Regions from separate parts of the Homo sapiens genome. Here region 2 is linked to region 1. The links are chromatin contacts, found by Hi-C or POLR2A ChIA-PET in ENCODE. All regions are on one chromosome and are shown on one strand. The core of a region is the stretch at or near the end of the contact, and the rest is flanking DNA. Distances in the headings are between cores, read along the strand shown.

The links. A loop is a pair of places that touch in the nucleus more often than their neighbours do. ChIA-PET counts read pairs that join two places held with the same protein, here RNA polymerase II (POLR2A). Pooled maps may share reads with other maps.
Region 2: a map of CD14-positive monocyte shows a loop between it and region 1 (2.2-fold over the local background). The contact joins two enhancer-like sites. A Hi-C loop is called at or near these places in 3 of 168 maps with a recorded cell type or tissue (CD14-positive monocyte, mammary epithelial cell and posterior vena cava), 1 of 37 single-sample maps with no recorded cell type and 7 of 50 pooled maps. POLR2A ChIA-PET finds 5 or more read pairs at or near these places in 5 of 52 experiments (GM12878, MCF 10A, PC-9 and 2 more).

Annotation. Positions count from the first base shown.
Region 1 is chr10:114,019,107-114,024,824 of GRCh38, forward strand. LOC105378492 (a long non-coding RNA gene) reads left to right here. Exons shown (of 3, transcript XR_946332.1): 3 at 3,399-3,589. Among named protein-coding and RNA genes, the nearest start is that of ADRB1, 22 kb to the right of the region's middle. RefSeq lists an enhancer at 5,660-5,718. Within about 2 kb of position 2,250, at least 2 of the 41 ENCODE cell types and tissues checked have a DNase peak (open chromatin) inside an H3K27ac peak, as active enhancers do.
Region 2 is chr10:114,061,655-114,067,372 of GRCh38, forward strand. All of the region lies in intron 1 of LOC124902554 (a long non-coding RNA gene), which reads right to left. Among named protein-coding and RNA genes, the nearest start is that of ADRB1, 21 kb to the left of the region's middle. Within about 2 kb of position 2,862, at least 4 of the 41 ENCODE cell types and tissues checked have a DNase peak (open chromatin) inside an H3K27ac peak, as active enhancers do.

The DNA of each region.
Region 1 (5,718 bases), core at 1,000-3,499:
CAGTAAACTTAGAATAAATGAGTGCACATTTGCTTTATGAAGTTGGGCTTTTTCTGTTAGCTAAAACAAGGAGAGAAAATTCTTCTCAAGAACCATTTAGGTGACTGCCCCCTCTCCAGCCACCCACCTCTGCTGAGCCACAGAGGCCTAGATTCTTCAACACACAGGATTTTTCTCTTTTTTGAGACAGGGTCTCACTCTGTCACCCATATTTAGTAGAGAAAGAGTTTTGCTATGTTGCCCAGGCTCGTCTCAGACTCCTGGGCTCAAGCCATCTGCCTGCCTAGGCCTCCCAAGGTGCTGGGATTACAGCATCAGCCACCGCACCTGCCAACACACAGAATTTTTCATTGAGATGATAGTGCTCCAAGTCCTGATGCAAACAGACTAACCAGGGCTCCAGAGCGGTTGGGTCACCTATATCACTAAGTAGGCCCTCCCCTGAACCTTTATATCCCCCGCCATCAACTCCCATACAATCCTCTTGTTCTCTGTTCCTCCTAGATAGTAAGCATTGTCCTCTGTTCCTTATCCCGAAATATTACTATTTTAGTGAAACTTTTTGAAATTGCAGGATGCAACCTATTTGTGGGTGGTAAAATCAGTTCAGTGGGTTGCAATCAACTATTTTTTAAAATGAGATAGAAAATAATATTGAATCACACACAGTAATGTGAAGTATCATTTTATGAAACTTTTATCTCAGTTACATATGTACAGGTAATATGTACTTTTTACTGTGAGTCTCAGTCAAAAATACTTAAAAAACTGACTTGGGTATCTGTACAGAACCAGTTATGATCATGTCTGATTTCTTTTTATATGTACTATAGCACCTAGCACCCTGCCTTAACACAGAGAAAATGTCCACTAAATATTTATGGAATAAACAGGAATGAATGAATTAATGAATGCACAAATGGATAAAGTACATGAAGTATTTCAAGAGTGAGAAAGCAGATATGGTAAGGTAGAAAAAAGTAAGACTGTCTTTGGGAAAATTTCTTTTACTTTTGGGGAAAGCTTGCTCATTTCAAGGCTCTAAGGTCCTGTTCATCTTGCATAACTGAAGTTTTGATTGGACAAAATATCCACTTGATAATTTCCTACTTCCCAATGTAGTTTATATTGCATGAAACTAATATAACAGTCTTTCAGAACTAGTGTAGTGACATGCATAACAAGATTGGAAGTAGATAATTTTCCATTTTAATGTTAGTGTCATGTCTTACTTAAAATTATCAGTGACAGTGGACGTGTTGGTAAAAAAAGGAAACAAGCTAAACATCCATCCACTGAGAAATGGATTAACAAAGTGGTCCATCCATGCAATGGAACTACTCAGTGATAAAAAGCGATGAAGTATTGATACATGAAACAACATGGATGAACTTTGAAAACATTATCCTAAGTGAAAGAAGCCAAACACAAAAGACAGCATATTGTATGATCCCATTCATAAGAGCTTTATAAACAAAAGGCGGATCAATGGTTGCTTGGGCCGGCGAGTGAGAGTGGGGATTGACTGCAAACAAGCCAAGTGATGTGGTTTGGCTGTGTCCCCACTCAAATCTCATCTTGAATTGTAACTTCCATAATTCCCATGTGTTGTAGGAGGGATCCAGTGGGAGATAATTGAATCATGGTGGAAGTTTCCCCCATACTGTTCTTGTGGTAGTGAATAAGTCTCAGGAGATCTAATGGTTTTGTAAAGGGTTTTCCCTTTTGCTTGATTCTCATTCTGTTTCTTGCCTGCTGCCATGTAAGGTGTCTTTTGCCTCCCGCCACGATTGTGAGGCCTCCCCAGCCATGTGGAACTGTGAGTCCATTAAATCTCTTTTTCTTTATAAATTACCCAGTCTCGGGTGTGTCTTTATCAGCAGCATGAGAACGGATGAATACTCCAAAGGAGGGAATGTTTTGAGGTATTGGAAGTTTTCTAAAACTGAATTGTAGTGATGGTTGTATGGTTGTACAAATGGACACATTTTCTGAAACTTATTTAACTGTGCACTTACAGTGCATGAATTTTCTGCTATGTAGATTATACCTCAATGAAACTGTTAAAAATAATTACAGATGCTTTGAAATGCCTTCTGGCAGTACAGGAGAAAGTTTCCCTTCTACTTCACAGTTGTGGATTTATTTTTTGGAAAACTGGACTTCTCTAAAAAGTCAGACCATTATGTAACCTGGCCGCTTCCCCCTTTTCCAGGAACGCGGGCAGAACATCAATGTCTGTCTATCTGCCTGCTGGTCAGCTTCCTTATGAGGAGGCACAATACCAACTGGCAAGCAGGGCCTTGCTGGTCATTTGCCCACTCACTCAGCAATGGGGATGCCAGGGGGGAAATAATTCCTTTGAAGCCCTTTCTATACTGTTGTGCTCCTCAGCAGACAGGATGTAGGGTCTTTCCTATGCTGCCAAAATCAGCAGCAATTGTCAAAAGAAAACACCAGACCAGTACAATAAATGTGAGGGATTTTTCTCACCAAATAACTCATTTCACTTTGAAAGTACAAAGCAGTTACATTTCTAACCTTGCAACTTGAAATCATACAGCTATTCAAAGCTAATGATCAAGGCAGGCAGCATTTTGAAGAAACAATTGCCATTTTCCTCCTTGCTTGTTCAGATAATGAAGGAATGTGTCTTACACATCTTCTACCCTCTCCTACCCTCCTTCCAAATAGTACCCTGGAACTGTGCTAAGTGCGTACTAAGCTCTGGATAAATACTTGTTGATTTGATTGATTCTTTGTCTACCCTAGTGACAATGGCCAGATTAGAATTGATGGGATGATTCCCGAAAGCTGGGAATGGAACACCCTGTACACTGTGGTCTCAGTAATTTGATTAATGATGATGTGTTTTACAATGATTACTTTCAAATCACAAATCTCCAGAATCCCTCAAATCCAAACTGGGTCTGGAAGGCAGGGGGAAGCTTAACAATATTTTGGCTCTCATCAGTTCATGTCAAAATTACAAACCAATTCCAAGTAGGTGAAAGTTATTATAGCTCACAGTTATATGAAAACCAATTTCAGCATTGCTAATGTTTAAAACAGACAGGTGCTGCGTTCAATTTTTTTTAAATGTCACCAGAGTTTCCACGTGATTTATAATCCTAATTCAAAAAAAGCAAAGCTTATGTGAGTCCTTGGCAAAACGCACAAAATACAAACTAAAATGAACAACAAATGGCAACTCGATATTGAACTGGGAATTACATTTTGTGCTGTTTCATTAACTTTTCCAAGTATTTCTTTCTAAAATGCACTCCTGGCTACCCCCGACACACACACGAGATAAAGGAAGAGTGCACACAGATGGCTCCCGTCCAGGCCACTCAGCGGCTCAAAGTGAATGTGATTCCTGTGTTCTCTCCATGCAGATCGTCAATGATGAAGCATGCAGTAAATAACCCTCCCTCCCTGGAAGTGAAGACAGCCTGTGGGGGAGAACTGGCTCCATTAAAGGCTTCAAGCCACAGGAGTTGTTTTCTCCGGAGATGATGAACGTGGGCTGGAAAAAGAGACAAGAGTCACCTACTTCGTGCAGCTTTTTCCCCCCAAACTGCTAAAAGTCCTTTACCCTCAAATAAAATCATCAAGAGAGAGCTGGAAATGGCATCTCTTGCCACAGATCTGTGTTTTATTGTTATTGTTTTCACATAGTATTTACTTAAAGTCTGCTGTATATCCAGCCCATGTGTAACTCACCAAATTTTGAGCATCTTTTTTTGACTGTGCCTGCCTATCCAGTTCTTTGTAAGATCCTTGAGAAATAGAATTGAGCCTTTTCTTCTTTGTAGCTTTGGCCTCTCAGCCAAGGCCTGGCAAAGAGTGTGCATTCAATTAATGTTGGTTGAATGGATGAATAGAAATGAATGGATGGGTGGGTGGATGGATGGATGGATGGATGGACCAATCAGTCAATAGATCTCCCCATTTTTAAGCTCCTGTGTGTCAAAGTTCCCTGGCATTGAGATTGTCCTATCAATGCACAGCATTAAATTCCTGCCGTCCATCTGTTTCGATGGTAAGCTTGGAGAAATACTTGTGGAAAGAGTTCCTTGCTTCTCTGATGCCACATGTGGAATGCTCTTTGCCAAATGCACTATTTGTCACTGAACACCACTCTTCCTGATATCTTATTCCATTTATAGATTCTGGCTCTGGAGTGCAAGATTTTATTTTTTGAATTAAAATGTGATAAGAGACCTTTCAGTTCCCAGAGTTTCTTCTCTTGTCTGTAGGTCAGAAGTTATTGGCTAGAGTCCCAGTATCTCCCTTGAGCTACCGCATGCGTCTGCTGACCAAATCTTCTTAGCCTTCAAACCAAATGATGTCATTCTTTATGGTGCATTTTTCTAACAGATTTACACTGACGTACACACACATACTTTTAATTTCCCACTGCTTACAGAACTCGCAAACAAGTGAGCAAGTTGTAATTCTACATGGTGAGCGCCTCACATAAATTTTTTGGTGACAATGTGGATGATAAATGTTGGCTTTTATCGAGCTGACTACTGGTAGCTGTATGGTTTTGTGGCATATTATATAATGTGATATGCAATCACTGATGGAAAGATGTCTCTTAGAGATATAGCACTTATAACACAAATTTTTATGATAATAAATACTATTTATTAAGTATCAAATGCCAGGCACCTTGCAAGAATCCTACATACATTGGCTCATTCATTCCACATTATAGTCCTAGGAAGGAAGAAATGTCTTTTCCATTCTGCTGATGAAATAACCAAATATCAGAAGACATATAACTAGCAAGTGGCAAGTTAGGACTTATACCCAGATCCAGCCTCTGTTCCTTCTATTTCACCACATGGGTTATATTGTTTTCAGAAAAACATGTTTCTCTTGCTTATTTATTTTGCTTATTACACAGGACATTGTGGTACTGTTCATGAACTAAAAGCCATGCTCGGAGTGATTGTGGTTTTGAGAAAGAAAGAGAGAGAGAGATAGAAAGAGAAGGAAGGAAGGAAAGAAGGAGAGAAAGAAAGAAGAAAGAAAGAAAGAGAAAGAAAAGAAAGAAAGAAAGAAGGAAGGAAGGAAAGAAAGGAAAGAAAGAAAGAAAGAAAGAGAAAGAAAGAAAGAGAAAGAAAGAAAGAAAGAAAGAAAGAAAGAAAGAAAGAAAGAAAGAAAGAAAGAAAGAGTAGCTGTAGTCCCAGCTACTTGGGAGGCTGAGGCAGGAGAATGGTGTGAACCTGGGAGGCAGAGCTTGCAGTGAGCAGAGATCGCACGCCACTGCACTCCAGCCTGGGTGACAGTGCGAGACTCCATTTCACAAAAAAAAAAAAAAAAAAGAAAGAGAGAAAAAGGAAGGAAGGAAGAAAGAAAGAGAAAGAAAGAAAGAAAGAAAGAAAGAAAGAAAGAAAGAAAGAAAGACCAAATGTGTATATTTTCTTCAACTTCAGTACAATGTAGCTCCTCAAAAAAAAAAAATCCTTAATTTTTCAGTGCCGATTTCCACAACATGCATATTCACACGAACTCTGGCATGAGTCTTGTTGATTGCTTCCAGAGCAACATGCTTTGTCCCAAATTACAAGGAAACCACGAAACAATACTGCACAAGGCTGGAGGGATAGGACATCACCACACTTGAAAGTCACATTTGCCAATATTGGAGCATCTACAATGAGAACACAGGGCACTCGTACAGCCCCTGTGCTTGGTTTTTGC
Region 2 (5,718 bases), core at 1,612-4,111, 43 kb after region 1:
GAGATGCTATGGTCACGTGTCAAGCGCATAGCCTGGGCACTCAATACATCCTTCATTTTTTACCAAAGCATCACCACCATTTCCGCTCAAAACTTGCTCCTTGATAGTGAATCTCTGTCAGAACTAGAAGAAAGGTTTGTGCTGTACAGACCGGAACCCTTCCTGCCATCCACAGTCGGACTGGGCTCCACTTCTTTGGTCAAAGGCAAATTAATTCAGCTACAATAAAGACTCCCAAGTCTTTTCACCATCCTGAATGAGGCAGCAGCAGAGCGCAGGGTTATGATGCTGACAGACCGAGGCCCTAGCTTCCCTGTTGCTTGATTTGTGACCCTAGGCCAGTTATTTCCCTCTTCCAGCCTCACTTCCTCATCTAGAAGATGAGGACGATCGCGTTTAGCACGTAATACATATTCGGCTAACTTTTTAAATTAAGTAAATAAATTGTTCTCTCAAATTTTTTTTAAATTTTTTTTCTAAGGTTGAAAAAGATGAAGCTTTTTTGTTTTGTTTCCATTTGTTTCTGGTCATCCCTTATCTTCTGGGAGGACCTGGGTTACAGCTCCCTGGACATGATCCCATCCTTTCATGTGGGATCCTGGGCCCGACCTATTCAGAGGGAGAATGCGGAATCTCATGGGACAAGGTGGGTGCGAGGGACCCACAGACAGATTTTTCAAACCAAAGTTTAGATAAACATGATCAAATCTAAAAATATTCATTCTTAGCTACTCTCCTCTTTTCCTATGACTTTCAACACCCCTCATGTGGTTGAAATTTGTAGCCATTCCCATTCAACCTGCTTTGCTGCCTAGGGGTCAAATATAACAGAGTTTTTTTGCTTGTTTGTTTTTGTTTTTGTTTTTGCAGTATTTATTTGTATAAACTAGCAGTTTTCTGACTACGGAAACATCCGCATCCATATGGCAGGTCAAATCCATGCTATCAGAGAATTGTGGATAATTCTAATTTTGAACACTTGGAATGGAAGCTTTCAGAAAAGGCCCCTGAACTGGGGATTGGGACCTGCATGGGTTCTAATTCTCTCTGCCCCCAGTAAGTTTGTGGGAGCAATTTTATACCTGGTAACTCCAGTGTTGAATGTGCAAAGGCTGCTGGTTGAACCAGGCAACCACTAAGGTATTTTCTTAGCTCTGATTAATTGTAATTACCCTACTTTTAACCATTGATGTATTCTTGAAAGTTCAGGCTTTCCTTAAAGGCAAATCTCATCACTTTCTCAGGGGTTTTAAAAGAAATCCAAGTTAATTAATTAATTTATATCTTTATATCAAGAAACATTTATTGAGCTCCAACTAGAAGCCAGGTACTATGTTAGGTCATGGGGTCATGGAAACCCAGGGCGCTGGAGACCTGGAGGAGGGCATGACCAACATAAATCTCTAACTCGGCAGGGTTTACTGTGAGACCCCCAAGGAGGGAGCAGATTCTAACACTGGCTGGGACAGTCAGGGACAGCATCACCCACAAGGTACCAACGGGCTGAATCTTGAGTGGTGAATTGTTTTTGCCCAGATGAAAAGGACATTCCAAGCAGAAGGAAGAAACTCTCAAAGGCATGCAGGCAAAAAAGAGCAAAGGACGTGTTCTGTGTTCCAAAGACAGCAGGAACATTTGCATGGCCGGAGCAGAGGCTGCCAGGCTGGCCCAGTGGGAAAGGATTCCTGATAACAGGCAAAAGCTGGATTGGGAAGGAGTTTATATATCTTAATAAGAATTTTGGACTTCATTCTATAGGGAAGAGAGTCACTGAAGATTTTAAGTACAAGAATAACTGGGTCAGATTGGAGTTTTTTTCACAAGCAATCCCCGGTCACAGGGGAGATGGATGGGTGGAAAAAGAACTAAAGAAGACGGCAAGAGAAGGCCATCAACTTCAAAATGGGAGACAGGTGGAGGAGCAGTTTGGGGAAGTTCACAGTAAACGGATGTGTGGTTTAAGACTCTTGCATCTGTGGGGATGCGGGGAGAGATGGCCACCAAGCACCTAGGAAAATAGATTTGTGCCTCAGGGAAGGGTTAGAGAACAAGGGACTTGTTGGAGGGACTTTTCACTTTTAACTTCAGGTTAGAAGTTAAATGCGAAAACGATCTAATACACCAAAAACACCCCAAAATAAGTAGGAAAATAACGATGAGGAGAAGACAAATGATGGGGAAGAGAACAGTCATTTCTACAGTTTTCCTTGGGCTGGTTTTCAAAATGACAAGTCTTTTTTACATGTTGAAGGATAAATATCTCTTTTGGATAGCCAATTTAGACATCATATGAATATAATAATGGCCTCATTGTCTCTAACTCAACACTGCCATGATGCCCTGAGTAATTGTAAATGCTCAAGATGCACAAAGATGCAAGATCCAAGGATACATCTGCATACGTCCACTGAAGATCACATTTTAAACCTTAATAGCTTAATAACAGATAAGAAAAATACAGATTCCAGTATTATTAAATATGTATGCATGTGTATCCATATAAGTGGTGTGTGTGTGTGAGTGGTGTATGTGTGTGTGTTCACATTCTTTCTCCTCCTAGGAAAAGATGATGCATTAGCTCAGGTGAGTTGCCCAGAAATAGCTAGGAAAAGGTCATGCTCTCCTTCTTCAGAGTTTCAGCCTGTTGTCCTCATATGCCCAATTTATGCAGGACTTTCCCCTACATCATCGAAAGAATGTGTTTGGCACCAGGGCCTTGGTATCAAGCAGACAACATATTTCTTACTTTAGAAGTGCAACTGGTAGAATAAAGAGCCTGAGAACCGGAACTGCTGCCAGAAATAGCAGGGCAAATTCACCCACTTCCAAGAAGGTCACTCAGTCTCAGAACAGGGTACAGGCAGATCGAAGCAAATTCTTGGCACCGCCTCTGCCATATCTGCCTGTTGCATAATGGACGGCCCTTAGTTCTCTTGATTGAGAGCACTGGTGTTGACCTGGCATTTTCTGTTGCTCTCTGTTATATCACTTTCCAGTCCATGTCAAAACAATCACTATTGTCAGTGACCTTCCCTAATAACTCAGTCTCTCTTCTGTATTTAACAGCTGCCTGTTGAGAATCCTATTTTTAACAAACAATTATAACCTAAGAGCTGTCATCTGTCAGGTTTTAAATGTTTGTTAAAAATAGGAGTCCCAGACATGTAGCCATTAGGCAACAGAAAGCCATAAACAATGGGAAGAGCAAGCAACAGCAGGAGACGTTAATCACATCTGAACTCATTACTAAACCTCCACTTTGGAAGGGCCATAGTCAGTGGCAAATCAGGCAGAGTTGGAGGGTGATTGCTGTTAACAGAAGCAGTTCTACTGACCTTCAGGAAATTATGTCCTGTGGACATCCTGCTCACATTAATAAATGAGAGCAATGCTCTTTTGGTGGAGGGGGAGGACCTGTCCTAGAGTAGGAATTGGAAAAATAAGATAACGTCTCAAGAATGATGCATAACTCAGGAGAGTGCTTTGAAACCATAGCTAATTTTTCCTCTTTTATTTAGCACCACCCAAACTGCTTTTAGGCATTACATCACTTGACCTAAGAGAACACTGTGAGGCAAGTACTGTGTTGTCACATTTTACTGATGAGGAAACTGAGGCTTAAAGAAGGTCAAATAACTTGCCCAAGAAGACAGAGCTGGGAAATGGCTGTATAGGACTTCAGGAACCCAGGCACTTTCCATAGAGCCCACCCTCTTAACCACTCCATTCTTTCTCCTACCTGTGACACGAAATGCCCTTTTACGAAAACTGAAGCAGAAGCACCACCTCTCCACCCCACTGCTAGACTCTCTGATTCAAGCCACACTTGGCCAGGAGGGTGGTGGCAGCCTGGGTTCTGGTCAAGACAGAGCTCTCTAAATCATCCTCCAGTTGGGGAGTGAAGGTTGCAATTTGTTCCGTGGCCTCATTCTGTCTGATTCAACACTCTGCCACGATGCCCTGAGTAAATTGTCAATGCTCAAGATGCACAAAGATGCAAGATCCAAGGATACATCTGTGTATACGTCCACCAAAGGTCATATTTTTAACTTTAATAGCTTGTTTTTACCCAGGCCCGTGACTCCTTTTCTTTTCTCATGCATGATAGAATATGTGCTTTTCTTCCTGAGCTATACCCTACCCATTTCCTTGGTCTTACCTTCATAGTATTTTTCCACTATTTCCTTTGATTTAGGGAAATTCAAATTTTCAAATCTACAGAGCCCTAGGACATGGGAGACTATTAAGTTCACTAGAGCAGAAGATCTTTAAATAGTAGCCCCTGGTAAATTGGATTCTGCATCATTAATAATCACCTGGAGGACAGAGGAAGAGAGTCCCTCTAATTGACAATCACTCAGAAATGAATATAAAACATCTCTGAAATGCTAATTGTTAAGTGTTTATTGAGGCCCATCATATGCCTTTGCTGAATACTAAAGTACCAAAACATTTCCAAAGAACTTACAGTCTGATTGTACTCCAAAGAATAGAGGTAAATATGATATTATATTATATGTAATCAAGTGTGAAAATGTGCACAATATGGTTCAATTGATGGAAGTATGTTGTATAATCATGTTTTGGTCACACACCTACAATATCAAGTGAGCTACTATTTTCTCAGTTAAAATTCAAAGTCCATAATTTTCTGTGAGAAGCTGTGACATCACAATAAAGACACTGATCAGGATTTTTTTCTTTCTGGCATTTAGATTTTTTTTTTATTTGAAGCTCTTTTAATATCTTTGAAATATTTAATAAGAAATGCAGTTACTATTAAATATGCAGTTATTAGCCACAGATAGTACTTCTCATTGTAAATAAAAGTTATTTTCCCAGCACCTACTCGCTCCTTAAATGTTATTTCAAAAATGCATTCTGTGTGATGATACTGTTCTTAGGATTTCACTTTTGGAATCCAAATAACAATAACGTTCCCTTTCTCCCCGTGAAATGCATCTGTTCGGAGCCCTGATGACACAGAAAGAATTCTCAAGGTCTCCTGGAGAAAATACTTCATCAACTTGATGGCCAACATGAGATTTTGAAGAAGGGAAGACAAGTGCAACCGGCTGAGGACGGTGCACAGAGGCCTTCTAAATTCTTCTGCAGTTTGTAGTGCTACAGATAAGTTTTTCCATGGAGCAGTCCAACCTCAGTTGCTGCAAGACCTGTTTTTTCTGTGTGTGTGTTTTTTTTAAACAAGTCAGTAAACTAACTGGAACTTCTGTCAAGTCTTGTGGCTCTGTATAAATGGGTGCAGATTTAACTTGACACATTAATTTCTTTCTAGAAAACAATTTATATTCATAGAATCATGGAATCCCAGAGAGGGAAGGGCCTTCACAGTCAGCCTGTCCAAACATCAATCTCGCGCTTGCATTGTTCACTTCAAAAGCAGTCTGTGTTCCAGAGCAGCTGCGCTCAGGCCCCGGAGGCTGGTATTTTGCATGTCCTCTGTCCCGTCGGGGCCGTTCAGGATGAACATCACTTGTTGGTGATTATTTTTGCTGGGTGGTATGGACAGATTCTGAGTGATAGGTTGGTAGTTTGTGAGGATTAGAGATTTTGAAAAACGCTATTTATAAAGAGAGATGCCAGTGTTATTATTTTCATCTCTGTGTGAGGAGTCCGAGGCCTAGAAAGACCAAATGGGCAGAGCTTGAATGCAGGCCAGGGAGGCTCCAAAGCCTACGCTCTGATGCTCTTTCTGCC